4 separate regions of the Mus musculus genome follow, and regions 2, 3 and 4 are each linked to region 1. A link is a loop called in an ENCODE intact Hi-C map of the cell type or tissue named here. Cell type or tissue: heart. All regions are shown on one strand. Region 1 overlaps Morrbid (myeloid RNA regulator of BCL2L11 induced cell death). Region 2 holds the start of Bcl2l11 (BCL2-like 11 (apoptosis facilitator)). Region 3 has its middle 75 kb from the start of Gm14009. Region 4 overlaps Gm14009 (a long non-coding RNA gene).

Region 1 (8,000 bases):
TGTCCCAGAACCTGCTCTGTAGACCAGGTGAACTCAGAGATTCACCTGCCTCTGCCTTCCAAGTGCTAGAATTCAAGGTGTGCACCACTACCCTGAGCTTTCTACATTTTTATGTCTTTGAATATCAAGTTTGCAGTGAGAAAACTGAGGCTCAGGGTGGTGGAGTCACGTGACCAAAGTCTCAAGACTCCAGAGGGGAGCTGAGCTGAGTGGTGATAAGGGCCTGTGCTTCTGAAACCAGGGCACATGGCCAGAGCAGAGTAGCAGTCGACAGTGACAAGGACACTAGTGTCACACCCAACAGTCCACTATGAAGTCACATACCTGACTCATGACACCCTAGCAATACCACCAGCCAATCCACTTCCTAACATCTAAGGATCTCCAAGGACTCCAGCAAATGGTGGTTTGGGGAGACCAAGGTCCCTAGCACAGATCTAAGAGTCTCCATTGTGGAACTTCAAAGTGTTCAGGGTTCTATCCGGGCATCCGTTTGACTGGGAATCCTTTTTTACACTGCTCCATATTTGTCCATTTCAAAAATGAGAATATACTTTGTTCACTGCCTTGATGAAATTGATTTCAGTTTAATCAGTTGCACCCTGTTTAATAGACCTGTTATAAAAGATGTGCATTTGTGTCTATCAAACCCACGTGGTCCCCTGTATTCTTTCTGAAATGTTGTCAATCCTCGTGGCTAATAAGTCTACAATAGTCCAAGAATTCCTGTCAGGCATTCACTTTTTATAAAACTCACTCAATTTTGCAATTTTGACAGTTTTTCCAGGAGTGGACTTCCCCACAATTAGTCACTTAGTCTAATTAGTCTAAGAGCAGCTCTGAAGGCGTTCAGATGTTCTGGGCTGATCACCTATTGTCATTCAGGACCTGAATAGCACCTTGCTCATCTCCCATCACCTACTGTTTCTCGCTCATGTGTATGGGGGCTGGGGGGTGTATGGTGTGTGTGTATATGTGCTTGTGCATTGTGCATGCAAATCTGTATGCCTGTGCACTCCTGTGCAAAGAGAGGAGAAGGGCCTTCAGTGTCCTTTTCTATCAAGCTCCACTTAATTCCCTTGAGACAGGTCTCACAGAGACCCTGAAACTCACCATTTTCCAGCAGGCCCCAGAGCTCCTCCCAACCCCCTCGGCCTTCTCTTCCAGGTTAAAACAAGGTCCAAGAAACACTGGGACCTTGCCCTTAGTTCCCTGACCTACACTGAGTGTGACAATGGGATTTCCCTCTAGGAGCTGTTGTGAGGACCATCGGCTACCACACCATTGTAATTAATATTGATATCATTTGTACATGATATTGAAAAGCTTTGAGGTCACAGTGTGATGATGACCTGATTAAACAGGTTTGAACATACTGGGGGTTCAAACCCAGCTATTCACGCCTATGTAACATGTCTCTACCACCAGACCCCACCCTGCTTTTTCTTTTCTTTTCTTTTCCTCTTCTTCTTCTTCTTTTTTTTTTTTTTTGGATACAGGATTCATAGTTGTCCTGCCAAAAAGAATCTCTGACTCCAAGGATGTTTTCTCAAGGGATTCCCGCCCGCACTGCCAGTTACCATCAGCAGGACTCCTGACTGCCTGACTCCACTCCATTTCTCATGGAAGCCAGAAGGTAGTGCAGGCTGTCCCCACCCCCAGGGTGACAAAGCTGTGATGAGGAGCCACCCCAGAAGAGGGAACTGGCACCTCAGCCTGAGAACTGGCCCTATGGCTAACCGAGTAGAGGAAGCTTAATTCTTTCTTTTTTAATTTTGCATTTTATTTTAAATTTTTATTATTAAAATACAACAAACATATCAATAATATTGAGTATTTTGAGAATCAAATAATATATAAAAAATTTGTTCAACTTTTATATTCATATCCTTTCATACCCTAAAAGCATCATTAATGAATATTTAATACTGTCCATAACTGAGGATTCTGTATCTAATGTTGAATACTAAATTGTTTCAAAACATACAAAATATTTCTTGGGAATTAGGCATAGTAAAAGAGCATAAAATATTAAAAATGAATCATTAAGAAATACATTCAAAAGTCCTTATATGATACCACCTGACATAGTGAGAGAGTATTTAAAACTCATTCTATATCTGTGTACATGGTCTAACAATCCGCTTATTTAAGCAAGATTATCAGTGTTTCTAGGAGAGAAATTATTTTATCAGTAAGCATATTTTAAAAATTTCAAAATAGCAAAAACTTTGAAGTTAAACATTAAGAAAATGCTAATTTTAAGCATGAGAAAAATTATTAATACTATTTCCATGGTGTTTGTAGACCATGACCGTAATATTCTCAACTGTTAATATTCAACAGACAGAATAGTTATTTTAAGATATATTTCATTGTTTTCTCTCCCTTTTCATTTCTGATTTTATTAATTTGGATTCTGAACTCTGTGCCCTCTGGTTAGTCTGGCTAATGGTTTATCTTGTTGATTTTCTCAAAGAACCAACTCCTGGTTTTGTTGATTCTTTGCCTAGTTCTTTTTGTTTCTCTTTGGTTGATTTCAGCCCTGAGTTTGATTAGGAAACTTAATTCTTAGAGAGGCGCCTTCCCCACTACGCCTGTTGCTACTAGAGAGGCAACTCTTCCCTTTCCACAGAGCCCCTGACAGACCTGAGGAGAGTGGGTGCCAGTGAGTCCTGAGTCTCCTGCACAGTCCCTGCCTTCCCTTTATCTGCAGCCTGGGCATTCTTGACTCTTGTCTGACATCTCCCACCCCCTTCACAGTCTAAGAGTTGGTAATTAATTAGCCTTGACCTTAACCTTTGACACCACCCAGCCATCCAGATGGGTTATCCACACCTGGTAACTGACCTGGGGTCACCCCTCCACTCTGCCCAGCTGCCGCCCTACTGGGCTGAATTTTATGTTTGCTTGTCTTTCTCTGAATCAGATTTTTTTCTGGTCACTTACTATAGCTGACAGCTCCATGCTGGCATCACTCTTCAGTCTGAAACCTACAGCTTTTTTTCCTCCCTTACTCTGATATACTTTCTTCATTTGCTTTTCCCATTGGGCCCAAGAATGGAGATCAGGGTGTGCTGTCTTTGAATCAAGGTGGAAATGTGTCTACAGAGTCCCCTCCCTGCCCCGGGTATCCTGAGCTACTGAGCTAAGCAATGTGGTAAAGGATTCTGTCCTGGGCTGACCCAGGCTCTACAGCTAGCAATACAGATTCCCCTTGACCCCAGGGTTTCCTCCAGGGAGCCCAGCATCCTCCCTATGAGCTGCTCCTCCTGCTCACATTCTTTAGCTGATGCTTTTGTGCTGGGTTCTATCCTTGTGGTTTTCTGCATTTATTGGGGGCTTTCTGCATTCCTCGCTCTGAGGTTGCCATTTGAACAGCTCTCTGGTCACCCTGGCTAGAATTCGGCAGCTCTTCTCCCATGTTGGCTGGTACACCCTGCTTCCTGCCAGGACCCTGCTGCTCTCGGGGTGGATCTGGGCTAAGCTCCAGAAGACACAATTCCCAGCTCTGACTCCATCCACATGCCCAGATGTTCCTCTGCTCATTTCTCCTCTCTTCTCTTCCAAAGCCAGGGAGCATCTTGAGTGAGAGAAGGCACAAGCGGGTCCACAGCACTCATTCGGTCCATTTCCTCTCAAAAACTTTGTAGCAAACACAAGGGTGGGCGTGGAGAGCAGATTCCTCCCAACTTGGAGGGGCCTCACAAGCCAGCGCTGCAGGCCTTCACTCCCATATCATCTCTGACCATTTGGTAGTGACTGACCTGGCTACGACATCTGTGCTTAAGAAGAGTGTGCAATGAGGGATTCTCAGTGCCTTTGGAGCTCAATATTTTACTGGTCTATAAGCAACCTGCTACTTACGTTCCAAGCTGAGAACCTAGCCGCCACACATACAGCAGTGTGTTCGAAGCCACAGTTGAGCAGGGCAGATCTGAGGATGAAATCCAGGTTGTCCAGCCTTTCCTACTGGTGTCTTTAAAGCTGAAAGCTGGTCTCTTAGGAGGTCAGATGACTGCCTGCCTCCCAGTCTGTGTCTATTGCTAGCTACCCGGAGTGCAGGAAAGGGGGAGAGGTGGGCTGGATAGGGCAGACAGGGTATGAAGGCAGAACACAAATAGAAGCTGCAGGAGGAGCCAGCACACTGGGTGTGAACCTTGGAGACACAGCAGAGCCAGAGATCAGAGCCCCTGGGAATGCCAGTTGGGGTGGGGGTGGGGGGTGTGGTGAGGTGGGGTGGGGGGCTGCCGAAACTGCTGCTGGGGGTGGGGGTGGGGGGTGGAAGGATATTTCACGGGGCCAGAGAAAAGGAGTCCATTGGCCTTAGTAAAGGGACAACATCTTGTTTTATTAAAAGCCTGTTGCTGGCTGGATAAGCCGTCTGCCTGCTGAGTGGGCAGGGGCCCAATATTACTGTGGCTAATTCGGAGCCAGTGTTGGAGAGCTGACATCAAACCAGGAAACGCTCGCGCGCGCGGCTCTCTCCCTCTCCGGCTCTCCCTCTCCCTCCCTCCGCCTCCTCTTCTCTCATTCTTGAGCTTGAATCTACTGTGCATGATATGTGTGCATGTGTGTCCGTGTGTCTCTCTGTGTGTGACATTATGTACACTTGCTGGGAGTTCACCCCATGGCTCCCTCCTCCTCTTCCTGTCCTCTACTCCCTCTGCCAAGCACCCCAGCCCCACCTTTGCCCCTGGCCTCCTCAGTCTCCGCCCCCAGAAGACTTGAACAGAGAAGACCCAGACTATGGCCTGGGGTTATTTACTGAGACGCCTGGGGAGGAAAGTTTCGAAATGACCAAACCCACCCCTTTCCAGATCTCCATTTGTAGGTTAAAAGAAAAAGTAAAGGAAGTCATTTCAAAAGAAACCAGGAGGAAAGCGGCTCTCTTCGGCAGCATGTGTGATTATTATTAATATTAGACTTGTTTAAGGCAAGGGAAAAATGTAAAATGGCTTTTTTCCTGTTTTTATCGTAGTTTTTTGTTGTTGTTGGTTTTGTTTTTTGTTTTTTTGTTTTTTTGTTTTTTTTTTTCCTTTTTTCTTCTACTGTCTTGGGAGTCAGAAGGGCAAACAGTAATTTCAGAGTAAGATGGAAGCCATCATCTCCTTAGTTCATGTGATGTCTTTCTGGGAATTGGGAGAGTGAATGAGTTTCATGTAAACGCCTATAATCACTTTTCCTGCTAAGGTTTTAGAGGACTCTGAGTCTCCCAATTTGCTGTAACTTAAAGTCACCCAAATTGCTTCCACTTTTACCAAAAAAAAAAAAAAAAAAAAAAAAATTAATTATTTATCCAGATTTTAAGCTGTAAAAAAAAAATAAATGAAAAAGTTTTTTTCACTGGTTGGTTGTCTGAGGTGACTTATTTAATTCTTTGATAAGGTTAAAGCAAATTGCCCCTATATAAAATAGAATATGATAATTTATTGGCATCTCTGTAACCCTGCTTTCAAACAATAAACTTTGAATGAAGAGCCAGAAAGGTATAAATGTCTTTAAATTAATAATTTTAATGTATCATTCACAGAGATAAGGGGATTCCAAGACAAGAGAAACATAAAGTGTACCTGACAATATCTTACTACATGTTGCAAGCAAGAAGGCATATTGTGTGTATTATGTATGTATGTGCATGTGTATGCGTTTTTGTTTATGTATGTACATGTGTGTATATGTGCATGTGTGTGTATGCATAGTTGGTATAATTTCACTATGCTGAGGTTATCATACAAAATTCATGCACTGATTCCTAACCACAGTCCTAAGCCTGTCTCCCTAAGGCTACTCACCCATTTGACATATCTTAGAAGGTCGTTTTCTGTCTTTGACAGAAGTCTCCGATTTGACGGTCAGGATCCCGGAGAAGACTCTCCAGCCACAGGGCTGATCATGGTGGCTTCTCTCCAGATGGGTGAAGTAGAGCATTGCTTTTGGACTCTGCTTATATACTGGCCAGTGGGAGCCATGGGATTCTAGGCTTATGCCTGGTTAGCTTGAGTAAATGATGGGACTGAGTTCTGGTGAACAGGTATAGCCTTGGGTGTAGTGGGATGCTGACTAAGCTATTTTCACATGTCTAAACAGTATTTTTTTTTAAACTATGCTTCTTATACTTCATATTTGAATATTCCGTTTTTTAAGAGGGACGGGGAGATAGCTCTGTGGTTAATAATGCCTGTTGCCAAGACCAATGGCCTGGAATTGGTGTGTGTGTGTGTGTGTGTGTGTGTGTGTGCACTTTTATATTATTTATCACATATAAATCATCATATTGATATAAACCTAAATCAGGTAAACACACAGCTTTTTCTATACGTATCAATACTTTATAAATTAACTTCATGGAAGTCTTTAAAATTATAGGGACAAGTAAACATGGCACAGAAAAGAGAACAGTGTGGCACATTAAATCCAGCCTACCTTTTCTAAACTTTGTCTGTGAGGTTAAAAAATGTTCAACAAATCTGATTTTTCCCTGTCCTCTAGTTACCAAAGAGAAAGATAATGAGAAGATTACTGTGGTAAGGGAACGCACAAGAGGCAGAATCCACCCCCACCCCAGCGGGGCATGGGGGCTCTATCAGCTGGCAGGGTGTGTTTTTCTAGAATGTCTTTGCTGGTTGATTTAAACCACTAACTCCAAGTTTTTAATATAGCACTTTCCGTGAGTCACTGGGCAGAAAGCCCATCCCAAGGCAGGCAAGAGTCCAAGACAGAAACAAGCAGGATCCAGCTACAAGCTGGATAGCACAGCTAAACATTCATAATTAAGAAAGCTCCAGTCACTCTGAGATTGCCTCCTTCTTGATAAAAGAAGGAAAACGTTATTGAAAACCAGGGTGAGGGAAGGGAACCTCCGAGAAAATGCTGACCAGCAGCAATGCTAACAATCAACTTGGTGTCCAGGGGAGGAGTGGCAAGCTGCTTAGCTCTTCAAAGGGAACTCAGCATCCTGCGGACTCAGTGCAGGGCAGGTGCACACAAGTGCAGGAGGCCGACCGGTCCCTTCTGAGAAAGCAGAAGGTGGGGGTGGGATCACAGGAGGCCCCGGTGAACAAATTTTTTCTGCGTGGAAAATCACTCAGGGAGCAAAACATGTCCAAGCCTTAAGAACAAGCTGTGCTGACTTCCGGATCTGGACCAAAGCAATGCAGATGCTTTCTCCTTCCCTTATAAACTACAAAGAACTGTTCTGGAAGTCGGTCAACAGACAGCGATAAGAGCTTGAAAGCCGAGAGGAAAAGAGGATGTGCTGGCAAGAAACATCAGGAGTTGAGAAACAGCGCTATGGTGGATGTGTTCTCTGGCATTCCTTCTTCTTTCCCATTCAACCTGGCCTGGCTCAAGAGAGGTCTGCAGTGGGAATCACTAAAAGACTCAGATAAGAGCACCCTCAGAGACATCCTTTTCTCTCTGGCTAAAGTCCATGCAAGGAGAGCCCAAATAAAGACCCAGTCATATAGGCTTCTGTCCCTTTCTTAGAATCCAAGGTCCCTCTAGTCTGATCTGCCAGCAGCAGCAGCAGCAGCAGCAATGCCACCACCACATCTGGTTACAGCTGGGACATCAGCAGGTGATCTGTCACCCACAGCAAGGAACAGTGAAGTCCTGAATCTTCCTGACTGCATTCTGGCATTATAAAGCTAGGCCTCACAGCCATTTTCCACACTTCCCACTCCATATTTTCCAACAGCAGCAACATCACTAAGGAAGTAATAAATATATTCTAAGAAAAGTATAATGAAATCAAACAGAACTTTTGAGAAACATCAAGAAACATACAGAAAGGCCAGAGAAAACAGAACACTAGACACAGAAAGAACAAATCCATAAGGAAATGTCAGACTTAGCCCAGGTCAATAATTATCATGAAGGCAAACAGTTTAAACATACCTATTTAAAATGCAGAGATTGGTAGAGTGGTTTTAAAAAGATGACCCACCTATATGCTACTTCCAAGAGACTCATGTCAAATTCACAGATGTAAGTAACTC
Region 2 (8,000 bases), 190 kb after region 1:
TCCGGAAAGGAAATTGACCACTATGGCCAAACTGACTTGAATGGGTACAAGCAAAGTCTGGGCGCGTGTGATTTTAATACTCAAACCTCCGCAATGAACCCGCGTCAGCGAAGAGTTAAGTCTACCCGCCCGCCGCTACCGCGCGGCTACTTCTCCCGGGCCGTCTGGGTCGCCGCGACGCTTCCCGGCTGGACGCACTACCGGCACCACGAAGCGGGACCTCGGCTCCAAGCCGAGACCACGCGCCCTCCTTGCCCGCGAGAGATGCCTCAGCGGCCCCTCGTGCGGCATTGCGTCCCAACCCAGTCTTCGGCTAAGTGCCCGCAGCTTCAGTGCCGACAACCCTTCCCCAAAAGTGCCTTGGCACGCAGCGACCTCGACCCGACTCCCAGCGTTCGCCTCCTGCAGCCACGCGGGACAAACCAGTGCCTCCACCCGCACGTGCGACACCAGAGACAGATGAAGCCGCTGCGGCGCCTGTCTTCTATCCATCCCCAGCCTGCGCCCCGGGAGTCGCGGAGTGTTTACCTTGCGTTTCTCAGTCCGAGAATCAGAGTCAGACATTGGGTGGACGAGGGCCAGGGGAAGGGCGCCGAGGCGGTGGCGGCGGGAGCAGCGGAGGTGGTGTGAATCCAAGTGGAACACAGCTCGCAGAGCGGCTGCAGGAATCCGGTGACGGCGACGATGGCAAGGACCGCAGAGCTCCAACCAGCTGGTGACCCAGTGCCTGCGGGGAGCGAAGTGAAAGCAGCCTGCTCTTGAGACTCTGCGGTAGTTGAGCCCCCGCCCCCGCGCCCAATCACCGCGGGCTCCGCCCCCGTTTAGTCCGGCCCCCGGCAAGCCGGAAGGTAAGCCCCACCCCCCACGGCCCCCAGGCCGCTGGCGCGTGCAGGCTGCGACAGGTAGTGGGGAGGGTGGCCCCGCCGGCTGTCCTGCAGTTTGCGTGCGCCGCCCACCCCGGCGTGTTTACCCTAGTGTCTTGGCCTGCGGGCAGCTGCATGCTCGCCCATCCTCCACTCAGAATGTACCCGCCCCTCCCCGTCCGCCCGTGGCGGCCACCTCGCAGAGCGGAACTTAGGGGGCGCTCAGGGTACACTGCTCTGTGTCCAGCCCGGCCGCGGGCGCCAGTTGGAAGCCTCAGAAGGCGTCCCTCCGCCCTTGCTTTGCACAGCTTCTCAGCCCCAAACCATGAGGATTAGATTGGTGCAAGGATGGGCACTGGCCTTTGACTGTCCTTTCCTAGAATTCCTGACCTCCGGGGGACTCAGATCAGCAAGATGCTCACCCCTCTTCGTCTGCGCCTCAAGCGAGATTCTTCGTCGCCGCCGCCTTCTGCCTTCTGTCCTCCTTTAGGCTCTCCTTAGTGTTGTGTTTGTGTGTGTGTGCTGTTGTTGTTGTTGTGGTTTATATGTTTGTTTCCCTAGTGCCCAGTTACTTAAGAGGCAGAGGTGGTGGTGAGAAGGACAGTTGAGAGACAAGAGAAGCGGGAAGCTTCAGGGAGCGATGGGCGGGCACGACAAGCATATAAAATAGGGGAATGAGAAAGTTAGCTGGAAAAGAATAACTACAAGGAAAAGGAGGGGGGCTACCAAGGAAAGACGGTTGTGCCATGAGCGGTGTTGGGAGCCTCGAAATGTTTGGGGCTCACAGTGTACGCCAGGAACTGTCTATCCATCGGTCCGCCGATGCTGGCGACCATGGAGCAGCGGAGTTCAGGCCGAGCTGGGAAAACCATAAGGGGGTCGAAAAAAAAATCCCTTGATCTTCCTGAGGCCTTTGTGATTCCAACAGAAGTCTGGAAGTCAATGGCGCCATGTGCATCCCCACCCCCAGCCCCTTCTCTCATAGCGGCGGCCCAAAAAAGCTGCTCTGGAAATGGAACGTCCCACTCCCCACACGAGATTAAGGAAACTCTATTAATGGGCTACCCAACCTGCATCCAGGCTGGCAGTAAGTAGGACGTAGCCTTTTCTTGCAGAACAAGTGTTGCGACCTGCCGTCCCAATCAATGTTGGGCCATCTTGGTCATTTTGGTGTTTGTATGCGGATCTAACGTCACGGTGACACAGCACAGCCCCATGCTAAAGTCTAGCTTCTCAAGTGAATCCTGAGTGAGATCAAAGAAGCCATTGGTTCCCAGGGAAGCTGGGGTGTTCAAGGCAAAGCCTTGCTCCTGCTGGAGGTCAGGGGTGATCGCTACAAGAGCGCACAGGGCAAGGGCGTGGATGAAGTCAAGTACACCGCCGATCCAGGTCTGTCCTGACCAAGGTCTGTGAAGCAGTACTGTGCCTTGGCCACTCGGCATCCCACCCATGCAGCCCAATCTGCTACTGCTACTCTGGGAGTCCAAAGCCAGCAGCAAGTATTCTGCGCCCTCAGCGTGGAGCTAGGCGCCTCATACTTGGACTAGAAAAGAACCATACAGGGGTGGGAGGTGGGGGTGGGGAAGCGCTGGTGTTTCTTTGTAGGAGCAGGCTGCTCTGGAGTCTTCCGATTCTGCAACCCTGGACATGCTAAAAGAAAATATACAGGCACTGGGGAAAGCAACGGGTTGGGCTATGTGCTCTTTTTTAGGTCCTAATTAGGAAGCCGGCCTGGAGGCGGAGGCTCTTGCATCACCAGGGAACAAGGCAGTCAGGGGAGCTTCCACCAAGTGCCTCAAGTCAGGTAGCCGCGGGCCTTTGGGCCCATTCAGCTTTCTCTGGCTGTGTCGGAAGAACTCCTGGGACCGGATTTGACAGCAGAGAAGAGCAGCGTGGGAAGGGCCAGTGGGTCACTGGTGCCTTACTGAGGCTGCCAGCGGATATGGAGGGAGGGGAGCGAGTCGATGGCTAGAGATGAGAACGAAACTGGGCAACACCAAGTCAGAACACAAATGAGAAATTCATTTCCGCCTGTGTAATCTCTCCAAATTCCAAAATCACTTTATTCCAATTATTCCCCAGGCCAGCCAGCCCTACCTCTCCAAGCCGCGGGAGCATCTTTCTATTATTTATTAATCTTTGCACATCTATGCTTTTCTGAAGGGTTGGTAACAGTTTAGCGCGGAGGAGCGTTTGTCGCGCATGGTCGTGCGGTCCGGAGATCACCTACCTGGTGAGACTAGGGCGACTGCAGGCTCAAGCTCTCCGCTCTCGCCAGTGCATTTCCTCGCAAAGCTGGAGCAAGCCTGATTCACGAATCATCCCTCGCTGAACTTTTGCCCGAGCTTGGAGAGGGTGGAGCTTTCCTCCACCCCTTTTGCCTAAGGGTGTTTGATTTTTATGTTTTGATTTTTTTTTTTTTAACCCAGCGCCAGAGCTTTTCGAAGTCTCTGGGAATATGAGTCACCACTGACAGTAGAGATCTTTGGTGGCACCATGCGGTGGGCGAAGACGATTGTCTGGGGGATCCAGGGCCATGGCTGGGAGAAGTCAAGGTAAAGGCCAGGCGAGGCTACAAACCAGGCTAAGTCACTGTGATAGTGGGGTATCCATCTATGGCTCCCTCTCCCGGACAACTTGCCCTGCTCCTCGCCAGCCTTAGCTGGACCTCCTCTGCCAGACCAAAATCCCCAAGGTGGCTGCCCTGCACCTGCCACTTTGGCCTCTGCTCCAGCTCTGGCCAAATACTTGGAAGATGGGACACTAAATTTCTCGCCTGGCTCACAGCTTGGCCAGTTGAGCGCGCGCCGCATCCCGCACGAGCGGTTGCATGGGTGCCGGGTAGGCGGCCTCGGCAGCCCCGGGGTTGGGGATTCCTGTTTTTGGTGCACGGATGGTGATGTGTGGAATGTTGAAGGCAGAGATCACCTTCAGGGCGTCATCCTTCACGGACTCGCACAAATTCAGCAACTGCAAAACATGGCACAGAGGGTCAGGTCAGATGTGGGCGCAGTCAAGGAGGACTTGTCGTCTGCCCCTCAGAAGTGCAGAAAATGTGGGTTCCCCACAACACAGAAAGTTATTGTTTCTAAACAAGCTGTGACTTCTTTAAAATCTCTAAGACTCTGACCCCCAGGTCCGGTCGAAACTTAGAGGGGTTTTTCCCCCCCAACCCCCGGTAAGGGACTGAGGGTAGCGGCTCTTTGCTAAGATACTTCGGTAACTAGAGACCTAGCTCTGAGAATTAATGCTGCCTTCTCTTCATTCCTTCCTTCTTCCCGCCCTTCCTCTCCACCTCTGGAGTGCCACCCTCTGGTGCACAGAGGCAACTGACGAGAACTTCTGACTAGATGAGCCATTGAAAAGATCTGCCTCGTCTCACCAGAAGGGTGCCAACAGAGTCTGGAAGGCAGTAAGGAGGGTTTCAGAGACTGCTGCGGACCACCAAACAAACCAAGGCTCGGCGTTAATCACTTTCCGGCCTCTCCAGTTGCGCAGAATCAACGAGTGGTCCATCCACTCTGCTAGGCAGTGGAGGTCCATCAGGACAGACTTCCCAGAAGAAGGGAGGGAGGTTTCAGGACAGGGCTGTGTTTCTATTTCATTTTCTATGATTTAGATGCCAGTACCGACCCGCCCACTCATCCCTGCAAGAAGCCAAAATAAAGGATGATTTTTCTAGATCTGAACAAGGGGAGAGACCTGTTTTCCCTTCCCCTAAGCAAATTCATACTGTACTCTGACATTTGAGGTCTTCGTTAAGCTATACATGTCTTGGACTGACTGATCACAACAACCTCCAGGCTTCATAGTTTCTTTTTGTAGCTTTAAAAACACTTTTATGGGCCCAACTTTATCCTTGTGTGCTATCTATATTTTAAGACCCCCCCCCATCTGCCCTCCCCAAAAGAAAGAGGAAGAGGAGGAAGAAGTGTGAAGGGGAGTGCAATTCAAGGCCCTCTTCCTTCAAAATGCACCCCACTTCCCAGTGATTTCTAATGAAAAGCTTCGTTCTTCACACACCTTGGTTAGGCACCATCAAATAAGTTCCGAAATGACTTTGATCACATTTGCAAGATGCGACAAGACAGACTGTCACTAACCAAGATTTCCAAGTCTGTAATTAATACTCTTGACAAATCCCCAACTAATCTGTCAACTCTTGATGCTTTTTACCACACATTTCAAAACCACAAGATGGTCTACCCAGCCCCTGAACTTGCCACGTGTACTCATGTAATTATTCAAGATAATGCTCCCTGTGGGTTTCATTAAGGCAGATAGGCCAACTCTTGTCATGCAGCGGCCAATGGGGGAAACTCACTTTGAAAGAAGGCTTGTGAAAGAACACAATGTGTTTGGTTTGTCTAGTGTGAAATATAGACTTAGAGGTAGAAATTATGGAAAGTGATTTCTATTTGCTATAAGAAAGAGTTAAAAAAAAAAAGGAAAGACCAAATGCTGATGAAGAATGGTATTTCTGTGCTCCTCATTCTCCAGGAGTGAGACCCCACCACGGGTGTCAGAAAAGAGCATTGAACTGGCTAGGGAAACCAAACGTTGACTGCCAGGATAGTTTCTAAACCTCAGGCTCTGGAATAGCCTGAAGCACCCTCTGGCTTTCCCATCCTTATATCAACAGAACTCAGAATATGTAGCTGGAGGGGTGAGGTGGGGCGGGGCGGGGCTTCCACGGAGCATGCCCATTCGTCTTTTCCTATCAGGAGCATAATCTTTAACCTCCTTTTACTCCCAGTATTCGAACTGTGGTACTGTCCTGCATCAGAGACCACACAGGACTTGAAAAGCTTACGTGCATACTACACACTGCAGACAGTCATGGCCTCTTACAGCAGGAAGCTACTGCAAAGTTTCAGGGCCTCTAAAAAAAAAAAAAAAAGGCGGTTTGGGTAGGGACCTGGAGATATGGCTCAATGGTTAAGCACACTTGCTACTCTTGTAGAGGACCTGGGATCAGTCACTGACACCCACATGGTGGCTGACAGCTGTCCCTACCTCCAGTTCCAGGGGATGGAGTTCCCTCTTCAGCCCCCTCATCCTCACCCTGGGCACCAGGGACATATATAGTGAACATACATACATGTAAGCAAAAATAAATCTTAAAAATACAATCTGCATTAAAAAAAAAAAAGCTTGAATGTGGACTGGATAGATGACTCAGTGGTTACCAGCCCTTGCTCCTTCAGAGAACCCAAGTTTGTTCCCAGCACCCAGGTCAGGTGGTTCACAACTACCTGTAACACCTTTTCCGAGGGATCTATCACCCTCTTCTGGCCTCTGCAGGTGTGTGTGTGTGTCTGTGTGTAGTATGTATATGGTGCACATACAGCCTAGCAGACACACACAGAGATGTATAAGATAACAAATACAAGCCAGAAAGCAAGCAGAAGCATGGGGCATCAGGAGGCCCCGAGTGTGGATATGTGACTGTAACCCAGGGGAAGGGTTCCTGTCTCCTTTGATTCCATATGCCCACCTGCTTGCATATTTTCTTTCTTCTCTCCTGTTTGACTCTTCCAGTACTGCCTTATCCAGCCAGGAAAAGGAGGTAGCCTGGAGGCAGCAGTCTCTAAGCTTCCCACCCCCTTTCTTACTTCCATTCAGCAAGGCCCTGGCCATGTAGGAATTTGCAGGGTGTGTTTCCTGACCACTACCTGCTCTCTGTGCAAGGTTTGCCTGCTTCTGTGTGTCTTGCCTCTGTTTCCAGCTCCAGATGTTTTTGGGGGAAACCCAAGCTGAAACACATGGAGAGATGAATAGCTAGTCAAATGAGCGGCTCCTTCCCTGCTTGGACACTGTGCTATGCTCTTTATATCTGTCCCACATGGCTCATTTAGCAAGTAGAAGGTGAAAGTGAATTGCACAGGCTAGGCCTTGAAGAGGCTCTGAGGACCCTGCTCTTGTTCTCCTGTGCTGCTGATACCGCTAGCTGTCCAGCATCACCTGCTGGGGGATGGGAACCTGAGGAAGAAATGCTAAGGAGCCTAGGCCAACAGGCAGCCCCCACTGCTGATGCAGCAGGGGTCACCTCGCCTCCCCACAGCCCAGTACTGTTGTGCCCACTTGACTGCAACCCCAGGAATGATCACACATAAGATTACCCAAAGAACTTCAGCCTCACAGAAGTGGAATTAATTACTATTAATGGTTTCTGCCCAGAAATGTAAAGCAAATAAGTTTGCTATGTCAATTGTACCCCATTTTTTGAAAGGAACCCGATGGAGTCGACATCCATCTCTAGAGGACTGTTTGGTATTTCCAACAGTAATTTCCTGCCCATTATTTTCAGCCATCTTGATTGGTTCTGATGAACCTAGATATTGAGAAAACAAAACAAAACAAAACCAAAAACAAACAAACACACAAACAAAAAACAGAAGAGGAAGCAGGGCTGGGGATGGCTCAGCAGTTAAAAGTGCTTGCTGCTCTTGCAGAGGACCTGGTTTCAGTTCTCAGCACCCACATGTGGTCACAACTGCCTGTAACTTCAAATTCATAGGATCCATGTGTGCGTATATACACGGATACAGAGACATACACACACATAAATGAAAAAGAAAATAAATCATTTTAAAAAGCAAGGGAGTCTTCCAGGCTGGAGAGATGGTTCAGTTGCTGAAGTGCGTGCCACACACGAGAGGACCTGTACCGATGCTAGCAAATGGGCGGCATCAGCTAAACAGGTAAGTCTGCAGCTGACATGCCAGCCAGCTCTGGGGAGTGGAGGAGGAGGTTCCTGGGACTTGCTGGCCAGAGAGTGTGTGTGGGGTGTGTGTGTGTGTGTGTGCGTGTGCGTGTGCGTGTGCGTGTGTGTGTGTGTGTGTGTGTGTGCAGGGAGGAGGGAGAGAGAAGGAAGAAGGGAGAGGGATGGAGAGCTACTGAGGAAAACATTTATATGGACACTGGCTCCCACACGGTCCACACTTACATCCAGGCACAGACATACAAAGGAAAGGGTATTTTCAAGTAAATGAGAAAATGTGGTTTAATCCAGAGATGTGATAGGGACACAATTCAAGCTATTAGTGGAATGAAGTTTCTATATTATTTTTGTTTTCTTTTTGATACCGGGTTACACTATGTAACCCTGGCTAGCCTGGGACTTACTAGATAGAC
Region 3 (8,000 bases), 68 kb after region 1:
GGTGACAGGAGTGTGAAGACACTGGACACATTGTATCTGCAGTGGGAACTGGGAAGAGTGGATGCTAGGGCTCTGCTGGTTTTGGTTTCTTCTCTTACTACTTTTTGTTCACTCTAGGACCCCAGTTCATGGAAGAGAGCTGTCCACTTTGAAAGTGGTCTTCTTCCCCAGTTAAACTTCTCTGATCACGGGTTCTACTCTCTGGCACATCCAGAGGTGTGTCTCCTAGGTGATTCTCAGACACAGAGGTGTGTCTTCTCAGTGATTGTAAATCTTGTCAAGTTGACAATCAACATTAACGCAATCCCATTTTCCAAGGTGTGACACAGGGAAAGGGTTCTCTTCTCTATTCACACAAAAGCACCTTGCAGGCTGTGCCCACAGTCTGGTCCCAAATGCCTTACTCTATATTCTCTACTGGCCACAATGGACTTCCTAGCTCATGAAGACCAATCCAGGAGAGCTGAGGAAAAGTGGATGCTGAAACATGATGGTTCAGATGTTTCCATTTACAGGGGTGTGTGTGTGCATATGTCTGTGCATGTGTGTGTGTATGTATGTGTGTGTGTATGTGTGCATGTGTATGTGTGTGCATGTGTGTGTGCATGTGTGTGTACATGTGTGTGCATGTGTGTGTATGTATGTGTGTGCGTGCATGTGTGTGTATGTGTGTACGTGTGTGTGTGCATTTGTATTGTGTGCATGTGTATGTGTGCATGTGTGCATTTAAGTGGATGGATGCTGATGGCTAATGTATTCAGCTTTGAAAGATAGTAACTACCTAACTGGAGCTACTTTAGACAGGAAATTCCATTGGTTACAACTCTAGATACAATTGCTTACAGAATACAAGGATTTTCCTCTCCACCCACTTAATCCTGTAGAGAGCCTATTTTTATTTTCTTCTCTTGCAGATGAGGAAATAGAGGCTTCCAGAGGTGAAGGGATTGGCCCCAGGCCACTGCAGTTAGCGCTACTCCAATTAACAGCTGTTGTCCTTGTCTACTCGGAGCACTTCACACATTTGTTCATTAATCTCATCCCTTGAGACAGTTGCTGCCACTCTTTCCCGCCCTAACGGGAGGTTCAGAGAGAGCACAGATGTGGGATTCTACTGTCCTCTGTTCTCATGTGCTGACAGCTTTGCCTCCTGGTACCTGAGCTGAGATATGCAGGGTGCCTCATTGGGAAACTCCAAAGCCTCCGTACCTACCAGTGTGGCTCCAAGCAGAGGATTCTGTGTCATTTCAGCAAGACAGACCTGTTCTACACCCTGCTCTGCTAGGGTCTAGGTAGGACGAGCCAGGACTAGAGGAATGGACTGTTGCTTACCCTTCAGTGCCTCCTGTGTTTCCTATGGGACAAGAGCACAGCCTAGTCACTGTGTCCTGGCTGAGGGTCCCAGTGAAGGGACCCACAGATGGGACTCCTAGCTGGTGCCTCGGACTCAGCAGAAGATGGAGACCGGCTCTTCTGCCATTCCAGGCAGAGAAGACAGCACTCTAGGAGCAACCCAGGCCTGCATACTGAGCTACTGCAGAGCCAGACTGGGATGGACTGGTGGACACAGCTAGGCTCAGGACATTCATATACCCAGTAGTGTGGCAGGTTCTTGCCTGCTTACCTCTTGGGAGTACAGTATTTGGTATAGACTAGCACTGCCCAGGAAGGCCCTGAATATCAGAGACTGACAGAAAGAAAGGAAGACGGGAGGGACAGAGAGGAAAAGGAGATGGGAGATGGAGGAAGGGGAAAGGAGCAGAAAGAAAGGCTCCTTCTCCATCTGAACAGGCAGAGGTCACTGTAGAGGAGTTGTGCAGACCCGAGTGGGGCAGGAGGATGGATGTCTCCCATATTTTGCAGATTCTCAGGTCAGAGGAGCCTCCCAGGGTTCTAGTGTGTAGATAAAACATGAGTTAAATACATGGTGAAGGGAGCCAGAGACAAGCTCAATTAGTAAAAGGCTCAGGCCCCAGGTCCCATGTAAGGAAATCCCAGTGTGCTGCCTTTCTTCGCTCATAATCCCAGCACCAAGAAGGTGGAGACAGGAGAATTCCTGGAACTTCACTTGCTGGCCAGTCTGTCTATCAGAATCAGCAAGGCCCATGCCAACTAAATGATCTCTCTCAAGATTTTTAAAAAAACAAACAAACAAGCAAACCCAGAGGCTTGGTTCTTGAGATGTAACTCCCGAGGCTGGACTGTCTTCCACGTGCATTTGTATATATGTGCACATATACAAATAAATACAAGCAGAAAAAAATATCTACAAAAGCAGACGTCAGGCTCTGCCTGCTCTTTTCATGGTGGGCCCCTCCTATTCGCACCTCCCAAGGGTGGGGATGACAGACATACATAGCAAAGCCCAGTTTATGCCGTGCTAGGGAGCAAAGCATAGGCTCTGTGCATGCTGAGCAGAAACACGACTAATGAAGCCATAGCCTCAGCCCCACTTCCTTTATTATGATTGCATCATGTGTATTATTTCCAGAAAATTAAAAACTAGAGCAAAATAAAAGGAGAAAATTAAATCCAGCTAAAATCTAACTATTGCAACTCATAGTGGTGTGCTGCCCAGTAACTCTCCAGTGTGTCTATATCTACACCATTGCTTATGCCTGAGTTGTGTATATTTCAGTCATCCATCCATTTATACATGTATACGCATCCATGAAGAAGATCATGCATATGTATATGCAGTTATACATAGTATCATATATGTGCATATGTGTTTGTGAGGTTGCCCTTGGCATCTATAGGGGACTGCTTCCTGGAGCGTCTAACCTCTCAGATGCCCAAATCTTATAAGTGCTCAAGCCCCTCATATAAACTGATTCAGTATTTGCAATGGACCTGCATATACCATCCTATAAAATTTAAACAGTCCTCAGTTAACTTAGATGTTGTGTTAGTAGTTGTATCATTTAGGAAAAATATCTGTCGTTGTTAAATACAAATGCAGTTACAACAAATATTTTTTGTTCGTGATTCGTTTAGTCTGGGGTTGTAGGATCCTTGGTTACTGGGGGCTGGCTGTATACAGATAATATACATATGAATAATGAGTCTATATATTATGAAGTTATTGGCACACTGGCTTGTAAGCTCAATTTTCTGCTTACTAATGGATTCTGAGTACTCAAGGCTTCCCACAGAGTGAGTACTATTTGTCAGTGCCAACAGAGCCTCCAATGGCCCCTCATGCCCCACACAAAGAGTATTGTGGGTATTGAACCCTTCTGCTCTGGCGCGCTTCCCGAGCCATGAGGGGCCGAGCCTGCAAACACAGCCCCATGGGATGGCACAGGCTGAGCCAAAGGATCTGACAGTTCCAGATAACGGAGTGCAGAGCAACACTGTGGCCAGTGGCCAGCGAGCAGAAGAATCAGAGCTGGAAAGCAGACAGCAGGCCAAGGCCAGGTCTGCCAGCAGAGAGTCGGGGCAGCTAGGCGGCCTGCTGTCTGGCCTGGCTGTTCAGTCCTCACCCAAGATCCAGCCTGCTGAGCCAGGCTTGGAAGGGCAGATTCCTCATCCCTCCACCAGGGCCACCAAGAGAACACAGATCGGAGAAGAGTCCGGCCTGGAGCCAGAGTATCCAGAGGGGAGAATATTCTCATTATATCTTACAGTTTTATAGTCGGGGTGGAAGAATGTAACAAGAGACCCCCACTATGTATTTTTTTTTTAAAAATACGTTTCACTGGGGGTCACTGCCTCAGGACTACAATACATAGTCTCTTCTGTTACTGTGGTAGCCAGGATATAGAAGTAGCCATTCCCATCTGTCGCCAGGTCAGAAGAGTTACAAAGTGCTCTCACATATATTCTCTCTTAGCCTGATGTTTGAAATATCTGCTTGGTACTCCTGGCTCCTCATTGGTCACTCAGCCTTTAGCGTTCTTTTACAGAGGCCTCTTCATGTTCTCTACGTCATCCTGAATGTCCCTTGTGCATAGGACCCATAGACTTAGGATTAATGGTTACTCATTTTCTTTTGAGAATACAAAAACTGGTCCTATTTACGTCTTGCCTGTCTTATCCGTGTCGTATGCCCAGAAAAGTGCTTTCAACTAGAGTGTGAATGTCCCCAACTCTCCCTGAAGTCTTCTGGATAATTTCTTGAGGAATTTCTAGAAACTATCATGACTGCCATTGACTGAGCCCATTCTATTCACTAGTCTATGTCAAACCTTGACATTCATGGGTCACTTAAATTTCAGGTAGATGTCCAGGCATAGCACAAATTAAAATAAAACTAAGTACAATAAAATAACAATAAAAATGGAAAAGCAATAATACAAACCAATAATAATAATAATAATAAGTTGTATGGATTTAAGATGAGAAACAAAACAGTTCTCATGTAAGTGTACATAATAATTTTCATACTACAGAATCTGTATTTTGAGTGGTAGTCTTAGCCCAGTGCTGCCCTATGTAAGTAACTTCTAGGTTCAGTTTTATACACAAAGGAACTGAGGCTTCAAGGGGTCAGAAGCCTTTCCCGTGGTGCTGCTGTTGGACAGCGGCTACCTGACTTCAAAGTCCCTCTATACCTCCGGAATCACAGAAGTGCCTTTACCTGTTCAGAGGAGGGGTGATGGGTGGGAGCAAGAAAAGACTGGTCTACACGACAGACTGCATTTTCTCGTGTTTTCCTTATTGTGTCTGAGGAAAGAGAAGGGAGTGCGCAATCTGAACTCCTCACGGAATAAATGTCAGATGCATAAGTCTGCATTCTGTGCCTAGAACCGACCACCCGAGAGTGGGTGATTTGTAAAGAAATGCATTGTTATTTGGACTCACTGTTCTGAAGTCTGGGAAGTCCAGATGCATGACACCAGAATCTGTCTGACTTCCCTTGTGGTTTTTGTGCAGTTTCAACTCATGGGAGGACTCAGAAGGGTAAGCAGGCACAGGCACAAGAGGACACAAAGGGGCAACCTCATCTAATGACAGCCCCCTCCTGCACTAACTACCCCAGTCCTGTGATGACAAGCGTTCACTCCCATGAGAGAATCCGCACTGCTTTCAGAAGGTGCCGCCCACAAACACTTGTCCCCCAAGACTACAAACAGAGGATTTGCACTGCAGTGTGAGTTTTAGTGAAGCTGTACTGTGTTTGAACCTATGTAGACAGACAGAGTGAAAACTGGGTTGGCATTTGTTCTGTTAGGTGCCAGAGACACACCCTGAGGGTTAACAGAAGTTTCTTCCTCAAAAATGTGAACATCATGGGGTCTGTCCCAGTTTCAGCTCTGTTACAGTGCTCTGACAGAGAAGCTTAAGGAAGGATAGAACTACTTCTGGGTCATCCATGAGGGAAGTCAGGACAGGAACTTGAAGCAAAAACCATGGAGGAATGCCACTTGTTGTCAGGAGCTCCTCTTTAGGTAGCCTTCTTATATTGTCCTCAGTCACCATGAATACCACTCACTGTGAGCTGGCCCCTCCTCCATCACCTCACAGTGAAAACGAGCTCCCATACTTACACCCACAGACCCATGTGATTCGGCCAGTTCCTCAGTGGAGGCTTTCCTCCAAGATGATCTCAGGCTGCTATGTCAACTTGACAATTAATGCTAAAAAGGGCAGGTTCAAGGTTCAACCGGCAAAATAGGAGGGATTTGTAAAGAAATGGCCTTCACCGAGTCAACTTGGAAACACTAGCATGCCGACGTCACGTTAAGGCTGCCATGATCCATAGCTTCCTCCAGCCTTGTGCTTACTCCACGGTGCTGGTTCTAACTGTCACTCTCCTGGATGCCCACAGGGGCTAGACTCTGTTCCTGGTGGGATTCCAGGACCCAGCACAAGCCAGGGGAGGATATGCAATGGGCCTCCAGACCACGCAGTCTACAGATTTCTCCTCCAGAGACAGCTAGAGGCCTTCTCTCCTGCCCTTGGAACCTCACTAGGGGTCTTGAGATGAAAAATGAGAAGTGTGTTTGTGTGTACCTGTGTGTGTACATGTGTATGTGCTATAAATGTTTGATGTGATGGATGTTTGGCCCAGGGAGTGGTACTATTAGGAGGTATGGCCTTGTTGGATGAAGTGTATCACCATGGTAGTAGGCTTTGAGACCTTCCTCCTAGCTGCCTGAGGAGTCAGTCTTCTTCTTGTTTGCCTTTGGAACAAGATGTAGAACTCTCAGCTCTTCCAGTTCCATGACTGCCTAGATACTGCCATCCTCCTGCCTTGATAATAATGGACTGAAACTCAGAACCTGTAAGCCAGCCTCAATTAAATGCTGTCCCCTATAAGAGTTGCCAAGGTCAGGATGTCTTCACATCAATGAAACCCTGACTAAGGCACTTGAGTATATGTGTGTGCATGGGTGCATTGGAAGATCGAGGTTGACATCAGGGGTCTTCCTCATTCCCCACCTTATTCATTAAGGAGGGGTCTTTCATGTGAGCCCAGAGCTCCCAGATAGAGGTTTGTCTAGCTAGCTGGCTTACTCCAGGGATCCCTGTCTTTGCCTTCTGAATGCAGGAGTTAGTTACAGGTCACCATGACATTTGTGTGGGTTCTGGGAATCCCAACCCCGGACCTCATGCCTCCAACAGCAAACACGTGATCCACTCAACTGTCTCGCAGCCCCTGCAGTGAGCATTCTTATGGGTGGCTTCAAGGTCTCTGTGAAATGGAACACAGTGCAGAAGGACACGGGTCCAAGTCTTACAAATAACACTAGAGAAACCAAATTGTCTTCAGTGAAAGAAATTGACACCTGTTCACCGGAAGGCTCGAGTGGATGTTATTTAATAACCTGATGATCTTTTCTGCTCTGGGGAGCCTCACCTGAATCCCCTAGACTCCTGACTGTTGTTTCTCGGTCGATAGAAGCCATCCCCATGAAAGAGGCCCCATGTACTGTGCAGAAGAAGTTATGCTTATTCCAAGGCTTTAATGCAAGTGTTGCTTCTCTGTCAGCAGAGCCCATCCTTAGACTTATTGCAAACCCTTCCTGCCTAGGCCTTATCCGAGCATTGTTTCACAGTCAACAGAGCCCACTCTTGAGGAAGAGTTCATAGGTGACAGAGTTTTCAGTGTAGCCATGCCTTAAGCTTTATTGTGATAATTGTCAGGAGGAAACTTTCTTCCAAAGTTTTACTGTGTTTAAATCTGTAAAAAACAAAAAAAAACAAAACAAAACAGCGCAGGGTCAGACTCGGGAAGTTTGAACCAGCCTGGCTAAGGAAGCTGTGCTGAAGAGAGTTTCATTCTTGCCTCTCCAAGGATATTTCACTGCTGGCTGTGACTCTTGAAGGGACCTCCACAATACAGGGAGTTGGACAAAGTGGCCTCCACCCTGGTCTGTGGCAGCAGTTACATAGACCAGGAAGACCACAGAGAAGACTCTGTCTATCCGGGACCCTATTTGTGATGACCAGCCAGGGCTGTCTGGACCTCTTGGCCGGGCTTCCTAAGCAGTCTCCTAGTTCCTTCATTTGTTGCCCCACCCTCACATCAGGGAACCTGGGGCTCCCTTTTAGCCTCCCTACATCTCCCTAAAGTCCAGCCAGCACCACTGGTTCTTGTAGGGAGCACCCAGCACTCCAGGTCGCAGAGCAGCTAGACCCCATGAGGACAGCAGCTTTGCTCTTTGTCAGCCTGCTGGAGGCCCAGAGATTCCAGTCTCACCAGGTTCCTTTGTCTAGTCTGTTTGTCCCAGAGGTACACAGCAGGCACTCGGATGATGTCATTTAGGACAAACCCTTTGCAGGCAACAACAGCGTTTAAAGCCTGAGAAGAAACACCCCCTCCCCTCTGTCCTCCCCTCCCCCTCTGTTCTTCCCTCCCAACTCTTCCTTTCTGCTTTATCTGCACCAAAATTCACTCTCAAGGAAGACGTTCTGTCCTAAGAAGAAACAGTTGGATAGCAGTGTGAACAAGAAATAAAAATTAAATGTTAACAATCCCTGTTAGCATCCTGTGGCTGGCTCAGTGTCCATTGTCAGTGATCCGCTGGGTTTTTTATGTAATTTCTTCTCTA
Region 4 (8,000 bases), 130 kb after region 1:
AGGGGTCCCATCTGGTGCTGTCAAAGAGTACTTGGGCTGTCCTCCATGTGACTCTCCATGAGGTCTGAACTTCTCCACAGCAGGAGGAGAATATCCAAAAGTGAAGAAGGACATAGAAGCTGTCAGTCCACTTAGGTCTGGACCTAGACACCTGGGATATACTTCTCTGTTATTAGAACAACCATGGGACCTGTTCAGACTGAGAAGACAAGGTTAGGGGTCAGGGACTGTTGAATGTATAAAATGGTGGCCATCTTTGAGAAATCAAGTATGCAAAGTTTTGCTATTTCCCCAATACTGTCTTGAGAAATCCAACAGAAACTTAAAAAAAAACATAATTTATTTATGTCTACTTGGGAATAAAGGTGTTTATCTGTCATTTGTTCTCTTTCACTTCTGTAGTAGCTTTGAGCAAATATAATACACAAATAGTACTGCCTCTACCAAAATAAAAAGACATAGCAACCCAGGCGGTGGGAGCTGGCCTATGAACCCAATATGGAGAAGCAGAGGCAGGAGGATGAGGAGTTCAAACTTGATATGTAACTAGCTCAAAGCCAGCCTGAGCCACCTGAGTCCCTGCCTAAAACAGCAAAATATTAGAAAAGGAAGAAGTCCACGGAGTCATGGGGAGGGAGGAGTAGGGAGACCGATCTCAAAGGTTGGCTAGGGTAGTTTAACGTCCACTGGAAAGGGGAGCCAGGGTTGCCAGAGAGGGACTGCTGCTGTTAGCATCTCGGTCACTGTCTTAATTACGGTTTTATTGCTGTGAAGGGCTACCATGACCAAGACCAAAGCAACTCTTATAAAGGAAAACATTGAATTGGGGATGGTTTACAGTTTTAGAGGTTCAGTCCAATATCATCATGGCAGGAAGCACGGCAGACTGCAGGCAGACATGGTGCTGGAGACGGAGCTAAGAGTTCTACATCTTGATCCAAAGACAGCCAGAAGAGACTGCCTTCAATTGGCAGCTAGGAGGAGGCGCTCATTCCACACTGGGTAGAGTCTGAAAATAGGAAACCTCAAAGCCCACCCCAATGACTCACTTCCTCCAAGGTCACACCTACTCCAACGAGGCCACACCTCCTAATAGTGCCCTTCTCTGTGGGCCAAGCATTCAAACACATGAGTCTGGGGGGTTGGGAGGGTGGGTAGCAGGGGTCCTATTCAAGCCATCACCACGTTCACCTTTTCATTTTGTCCTGTTTGGGACTCACAGTGTTATGTTTGGCGACTTACCCCTTAGCTGTAAACAGCTGCAGATGGACGATGCAAAGATTGTTCTTCTCTGTTCTTCTCAGGACTGAGAAAAATGAAGAATACCACCCCTCCTCCATGACAAGGAGGGAACCAGGGGTCCAGAGCAGAAAGCAGTCCAGACCACTTAAGCTGTGGCTCTGCTGGCTCCGAGGGCAGCCAGAGCTTCACTGGCCCCTTCTTGGTAACAGCTGGTGGAATGCCCCGACCTGCACAGAACAGGGAAGGGCTCCAGACCCTTCCCGTTGAGCACACATTTCGTCCAGATGTGCGGGTGGAAGCAGAGGGTGGAAATACCACCGAGGCTGACGATAATGTGTTAACCAAAACAGGAAGCCCCGAGGAAGGTGGACGAGTGGGTTTCACTTCAGCTGTGTGATTTTTATCAATACGTTTATTGTTCTAAAACTCTTCTTTTTAAAAGGTATTTTCAAAACAAGCCCAACCTCTGCTTCCCATTCTGAATTATTGTGTTGACTCTGTGCTTACATTTAGGGCAAGAGTGGAAGAAAATAAGGACACCTGGTAGAGGTGGTGAAATATCAGGTCCTTGCCTAGGAGTGGGGAACAGGGAATTTTTACTGACTGAGAGACTGTTTCCTCATGGAGAAAGGACATGGGTCCAGGACCCTGGGCAACCCAGAAAGAATTAGGATGAGCTGAGCTCTGTGGTGACAGCATGATCTCCCTTAAGTATCAAGCACCCCAGTGGCAGACATTCAAAGCTACCCTCTGCTTGAGACCCAAGCAAGTCCTGTGCATGCTCGTTGTTTCTGTGAGAAATTTGCAGAGCATGAAAATTAGACCCTCTGAAGAACAAGCTTATTAATCAGAAATTATCAGCAGCATTCTGTTGGCTTTGTTCTATGAAACAAACAAACAAACAAACAAACAAACAAACAGGAGATTTAAGTTCTTGGTCTAAATCAACCTGCTATTCGACAAGCTGCCATTGATGGTAACTCTAGGAAGAGGCTGGGCTGGATCGGCAGCCATTTTCCATTCCAGGGAGCTCTATGCAGTCATGAACAGACTGTTGTAACATGGACAACAAGTTATGGACACAGACGGGTGTTCACAGTAGAATCACAAATGGACACACAGCGATTCATCTTGAATTTCTGACAATGAAGCTGAGATTTACGATCACCTGGCTGTGCCTCCTGCAAGCCCACTGCTGCCCCCGGGGGCTCCAGCACTCACCTTTCCACGGGAGTGAAAGCTCAGAGAAAATGGCTCTTCCATTGGGTACTTAGATTCCAAAGCAAAGAAACAGCACGGCACACATTAGGAAATGTGTGATGGTCACTAGCCACACAGATGCTAAATTCCAGCCCTCCTGGAGCTGAACGGAAGTTTCAAAGTTGACTAAAATTGACTGAAGAGTCTTGTCACATTGTGTGATTTCTGCCTGGAAGGCATTTGTCCCTTGGCACTGCACATGTGGCCAACCCACTGCTGGAAGAGCCTTCTCGCTTCCTGATTCAGCCTCTGAAGTGGCTGCAGGTCAAGGCCACACCGAAGAGACTGTAGTGGGCAGCAAGCCTGACCTCAGCTTTGCCTCTCCTGCCTTCCCCAGGACTAGTCTACTGTGTGTAATGTCTAGGCTATATTGGGAGTCTGTCTTAAGTTTTAAAACAAAAAGCAAAAATGTAGCCCCCCATCTGTATGCATCTGCATTTTTTTTTTTTTTTTTGAGACAGGGTTTCTCTGTGTAGCCCTGGCTGTCCTGGAACTCACTCTGTAGGCCAGGCTGGCCTCAAACTCAGAAATCCCCCTGCCTCTGCCTCCCAAGTGTTGGGATTAAAGGCGTATGCCACCACTGCCCAGCATGTGCATGTATTCTTATACATATGTCTTCATGTGTGTACATTTTGATGCTAGGAGATCACCCACAGCTGTCACCTCTCATTTCTTCTTTTGAAGCAAAGTCTTTCACTGGGACATGGGGCTTGTCAAGTAGTGGAGTTTAGCCAGTGTGCCCAAAGACTCTACCATCTCCACATGGGAGTGACAAGTGGGTGCCACTACACCTGACTTTTCAACATCAGTATCAACTCAGATTTTTTTTAAAGATTTATTTTTATATGTAAGTACACTGTATCTGTCTTCAGATACCCCAGAAGAGGGCGTCATACCTCATTATGGATGGTTGTGAGCCACCATGTGGTTGCTGGGAATTGAACTCAGGACCTCTGGAAGAGCAAGCAGGCAGTGCTCTTAACCACTGAGCCATCTCTCCAGCCTTGGGATCTGCATTTTAATTCCCTAGGTAAATTACTGTGACAGGACCTTAGGACACCCACCTTCTCTCAGATGAAAACAAAATTAGAGTATAGCCTGGCCCAACCTTACTTCTGGACACCAGTGCTGTCCTGAGAAGAAGTGGCATCCAGAAACTGAACTGCAGAGACCAGGAGAGTCAGTTCTGGGAAGGAACCCAACAGCAGCTGCTCTAAAGTTTCCCCAACCAGGCATCTCCCTCTCAAAGCACACAGCTCTCCTATCTGGCCCCCTCAAATGAAGCCCTTTCCTTGGACCATGCAAGCTAAATGGATCCCAGTTACCCATGCCAGGGATACATCTCTGTTTAGTCTTGCCCAATACATGACCCTGCTGACAGGGCATTGATAACAGCAAGCTAGGCAACCCTGCCAAGGCCCAGCTTTGCTCTTGAACAAAATGCCTGGTTTGTCTCACAGAGAAGTAGCCATGGTCATCACTCTTCATGAGAGGACTCAACTAACCCTGGCTCTCTTTACCCACTCAGTGGACCTCAGGGGTCAAAACCAGTACCCCTGTTTGTCAGGATGAAAGTGAAGAGTAAACAGAGATGAGAAACACACAGTCTGAAGGCCATGGGGACATCATGACATCGATGTCACAATAGTTTGTGACAATTTCTTAGAAAGAACAAAAATTCCATAATTTATCCTTACTAATGCGACAAATATTTGAACACTATGTTATTACACAGGGTGGGTACAGAGAGGTTTCCCATCCCAAATGCTTTTCTCACTTACCTAATGATCTGCTTGCCCCTTGAATCCAGGTACAACTATGACACAAATGACATTCAATGACACCTGAGGCCAGGTCGTGAAGGAAGTACAGCATCCTTCTAATCTGACCGCCACATTCACACTTGACCTTCCCATACAAGGCCAGGAAGTACGCCAGCCAGTATCCCCATCCTAGATCCTACTAGGCAGCACTGGCCACCATCCTGTTAGTGACAATTGTTTGGTGACTATAGCCCAGCCACCGTCCAACTGTAACTGTACTGGAGATCGCCGAAGGACATCAGCCCCCTTCTAGCTATAACAGCTAAGCAAGCAATGGCAGGGTTTGATTACTTTAGCCTAGCAGAAGACCAGAACCTAGAGGCTAGAATGAGACGACCCGCTCACTCCATTTCCCCACTGCTCTGTGACAATTACAGAATGTAACCATTTCCGATCTACGTATATGGGATTAGGAAGAAAAGTAGATGCAGGGGTCTTTGTTGTTTTTGCTGAGGAAGAGGGAGAGGTTGACCAGTGAGAAAATATATATTTTAGCCTTGTTCAAGTTATTTTTTTTTAAATAAAAATGGAATACACAGGGCATAAAAAAGGTGTGTGTGTGTGTGTGTGTGTGTGTGTGTATGAATGTAATTGTGTTCATGTAGTCTTTAGGTGGTCAAAGCTTTCAACAAATGAGGAGAAGGAATATACAAACACACGCGCGCACACACACACACACACACACACACACACACACATAAACACACACTTGTGAGGATCTGCAGTACCATTTGAGGCCCTGGGTTTGGCTGTGTTTTTGATGTTCGCTTTTATTTTGAGACTAGGTCTCAGGGGCTCATGTCGTCCAGGTTGGCCTTGAACTTGCTATGTGGGCAAGAATGGCTTTGATCCTCTCTGTCTTTACCTCTCCAGCTCAGTGCCCAGCTTATACAGGGTTAGGACTTGAGCACAGGGTCCCGTGCATGCCAGACAAGCACTCTACTATAGGTAGAATGTCTCTAGAATGTCTCTAGGAATGTCAAGAGATTATTCTGGCTCCCTGACAATTCTCGCTGTGGCTCTGCTCCCTCCCTGGTTGCTGACTTTAAGCCCTCTTCCTCCCTTTCTCACTAGCACCTGCCTTCACTTCCTGTTATTTCCCCTGCTTCCTTCTTTGGCCCTTTTCTCCCTCTCTGTTTGGAAGGAATTCTTGCTAGGACGGTCTCAGGAATCTGCCCACAATTATGGCTCCAGTGTGACCCTGAGAGAGCTATGCTTTCTTCTCTACATAGCTCAGCAAAGCAGCCCACAGGCCTGAAGGAAGGGCTCCAACCAGCTCCCTTCTCTCCATTCAGACAGGACACCCAGGAAAGCCTGTATTCAGAGGAATGCACGATGATCTAAGGAGCCTGGCAGCTATTGTGGGGCTTCCACCTCAACTCTGCTCTGACCCTAAACCACTCAGAGTCCTCAACATAGCCCCATGTGTCACTTGCTCTGGTGGAGCACTGGTGAGGAGCTTCAGTCGGAGCAGTGGTGGGAGTAGTAGGGCATAAGCAAAGAGTTAGGGTTACAGAAGGCCTGTGGTGAACTGTTAGGTCCCACATTCCACACAATGCCATCCATGATGGTCTTGATGTTACAGAAGAGCAAACCGGAGGCTGACAAATGGTTATCTGTCCAGCCACACAACTGATGGAGAGAGAACAGAACTCATGCCTGCCCTAGCCCAGGCTCATTCCTCTACATCATACACACCTGGCTCATGGGAGGTGCCTCACAAACATGGCTGAAAAAAGACAAATGGATAAATCCATGAAAGGAGGAATGAGCCCACCAGGCACAGCCATTACTCAGGATAACCTGCAGAAGGATACAGAAGATATGACAAGAAGTGTGTCAAGCTGGGCCAGTGGGATGGGCCAGGCTGGGTCAGGCTGGAGAGAAAAGGTCATTGCAGAGGGTAGGAAGATGCCTCACCTAGGAGAAGCTGTGCCCAGAAGAGGTGGCTGCAGTGGGAACCTGGATCTTCTGCAGCAAGCCTGTGTGTGTGTGTGTGTGTGTGTGTGTGTGTGTGTGTGTGTGTGTGTGTGTGTGTAGGCTGTGGCTGGACAGGGAGAGAGGATATGGGACTGGATTAGTGAAGAACAGCTCCTACTCACTGAGCATCCTGATGCAGGCAAAGCCTCTTCCATTATGACCCTGAGAGCAGGGAGGCTTTGACTTTAAGAGAGGCTAAGAATCGGGTCACTCATTAGTAACCATTTGGGGCATAGCAGTTCATTTTCTTTCCTTTCTCCTGTGTGGCATGCATGCATGGATATGTGTGTGCTTATGTGTGTAGGCTCACATTTGTGTAGTGATTTGTATGGACATCCAAAGTTGATGTCAGATGTCTTTCATGATTACTCTCTACTTTTTTCAACTCAGAGCTGGTTGCTATGACTAGTCTAGCTAGCCAGCTTGCTCCAGGAATCCCATCTCCACCTTCTAAAAGCTGGAGTTGTGAGTGGGCTGCTTTGTGCATCTAGCATCTATATAGTGTGCTGGTTGGTTTTTGACACAGATAACTTGACACAGACATTCCTAGGAAGAAGGAAGCTCAGTTGAGGGATTGCTTCCTTCAGAATGGCTTGTAGGCAAGCCTGTGGTACATTTTGTTGACAGATGGTTGATGTGGGAAAGCCCACATCTGGTCAGCAGTCCCAGGTTACAAAAAACAAACAAACAAACAAACAAACAAACAAACAAAAAACAAGCTGAGCTAGTATGAGGAGTGTAAAATAAATTATATTTTAATAAAGATATAAATAGTAAATCAATCCCCAGTTAACCACACAGAGAAACCAAGATTTATTTCAAGCTGCACCTCAATATCTGGGTGGTTAAATGATCTATCTTTTTTTTTTTTTTTTTTTTTTTTTTGGTTTTTCGAGACAGGGTTTCTCTGTGTAGCTCTGGCTGTCCTGGAACTCACTTTGTAGACCAGGCTGGCCTCGAACTCAGAAATCCGCCTGCCTCTGCCTCCCAAGTGCTGGGATTAAAGGCGTGCACCACCACGCCCTGCTTAAATGATCTATCTTAACATCCTATGTTTATCTGGCTACTTCCTAGCCATGGCCCTGTCCTTGTGACTCCAAAGCTCCTCCCTATTCTCTCTTCTGCCCAGCCATTGGGTGATCAGCATTTATTGACAAGGCAAAGAATAAATGGTAAGAACCCTTTACACAAACTGGAGACAGGAGTCTAGACAATACTGAGGGTTGAGACAAGAAATGGGGGCAGAAAAATCAGCATTTGAATAACCTAAAGATAACCTTTAGACAGTGCACAAAAACCATTATGTCTACAAAGACAGAGGAGCAAGCCAGGAAGCAGGGTTCTTCCTTGGTTCTGCTTGTGTTCCTGCCTCCAGCTCCTGCCTCTGTCTCTGCCCTGATGACAGGCTGTAATCTGTTGAGTGACATGAACTCTGAGTTGTTTATAGTTAGTGTTTTATCACAGCAATAGAAACAAAGAGGAAGACACATGGATTCCGGATCCAAACTCTAGTCCTCATGCATGGTGCTTATGGGGCAAACATTTTAACCATTGAACTATCTCCCTGGCCTCTCAGTTCATCCTCTGTTGCCATAGCAGCAGAAGCCAGATACTGGAAGCTAAATACCCTGTAAAGCAAAGAAGTTTATTTAGTTCACAGGTTTGGAGGCTAAACTTGAAGGTCTAAACTTCCAT

What was found. A loop is a pair of places that touch in the nucleus more often than their neighbours do. Peaks named below come from ENCODE experiments on the same cell type or tissue, not always from the same donor. Only the 100,000 strongest peaks of a DNase experiment are listed, where the experiment ranks them.
Region 2: a loop joins it to region 1, with 3 times the contacts of the local background. A loop is called at or near these places in 9 of 42 quality-filtered maps.
Region 3: it touches region 1 in a loop (4-fold over the local background); 2 of 42 quality-filtered maps call a loop at or near these places.
Region 4: it touches region 1 in a loop (2.0-fold over the local background); 3 of 42 quality-filtered maps call a loop at or near these places.

What each region holds. Positions count from the first base shown.
Region 1 is chr2:128,308,946-128,316,945 of GRCm38, reverse strand. The region is part of intron 2 of Morrbid (myeloid RNA regulator of BCL2L11 induced cell death); the gene reads left to right. Among named protein-coding and RNA genes, the nearest start is that of Gm14010, 110 kb to the left of the region's middle. In heart, no CTCF peak of the experiment used is centred here; DNase peaks (open chromatin) are centred at 4,135, 4,455, 6,685, 7,115 and 2 weaker places; H3K4me3 peaks cover 1,288 bases; H3K27ac peaks cover 2,725 bases.
Region 2 is chr2:128,118,781-128,126,780 of GRCm38, reverse strand. It overlaps Acoxl (acyl-Coenzyme A oxidase-like), which reads right to left. Exons shown (of 18, transcript NM_028765.3): 18 at 2,888-3,833. The coding sequence ends at 3,645. It overlaps Bcl2l11 (BCL2-like 11 (apoptosis facilitator)), which reads right to left and starts at 743. Exons shown (of 4, transcript NM_207680.2): 1 at 529-743. In heart, CTCF peaks have their summits at 856, 1,075, 3,489 (motif pointing left) and 4,173 (motif pointing left); DNase peaks (open chromatin) are centred at 870, 2,710, 3,610, 4,180 and 1 weaker place; H3K4me3 peaks cover 4,407 bases; H3K27ac peaks cover 3,855 bases; H3K27me3 peaks cover 701 bases.
Region 3 is chr2:128,241,132-128,249,131 of GRCm38, reverse strand. No RefSeq gene overlaps it. Among named protein-coding and RNA genes, the nearest start is that of Gm14009, 75 kb to the right of the region's middle. In heart, a CTCF peak has its summit at 3,537; DNase peaks (open chromatin) are centred at 971 and 3,361; H3K27ac peaks cover 1,171 bases.
Region 4 is chr2:128,183,419-128,191,418 of GRCm38, reverse strand. The region is part of intron 1 of Gm14009 (a long non-coding RNA gene); the gene reads right to left. Among named protein-coding and RNA genes, the nearest start is that of Gm14009, 18 kb to the right of the region's middle. In heart, no CTCF peak of the experiment used is centred here; a DNase peak (open chromatin) is centred at 3,838; H3K27ac peaks cover 806 bases.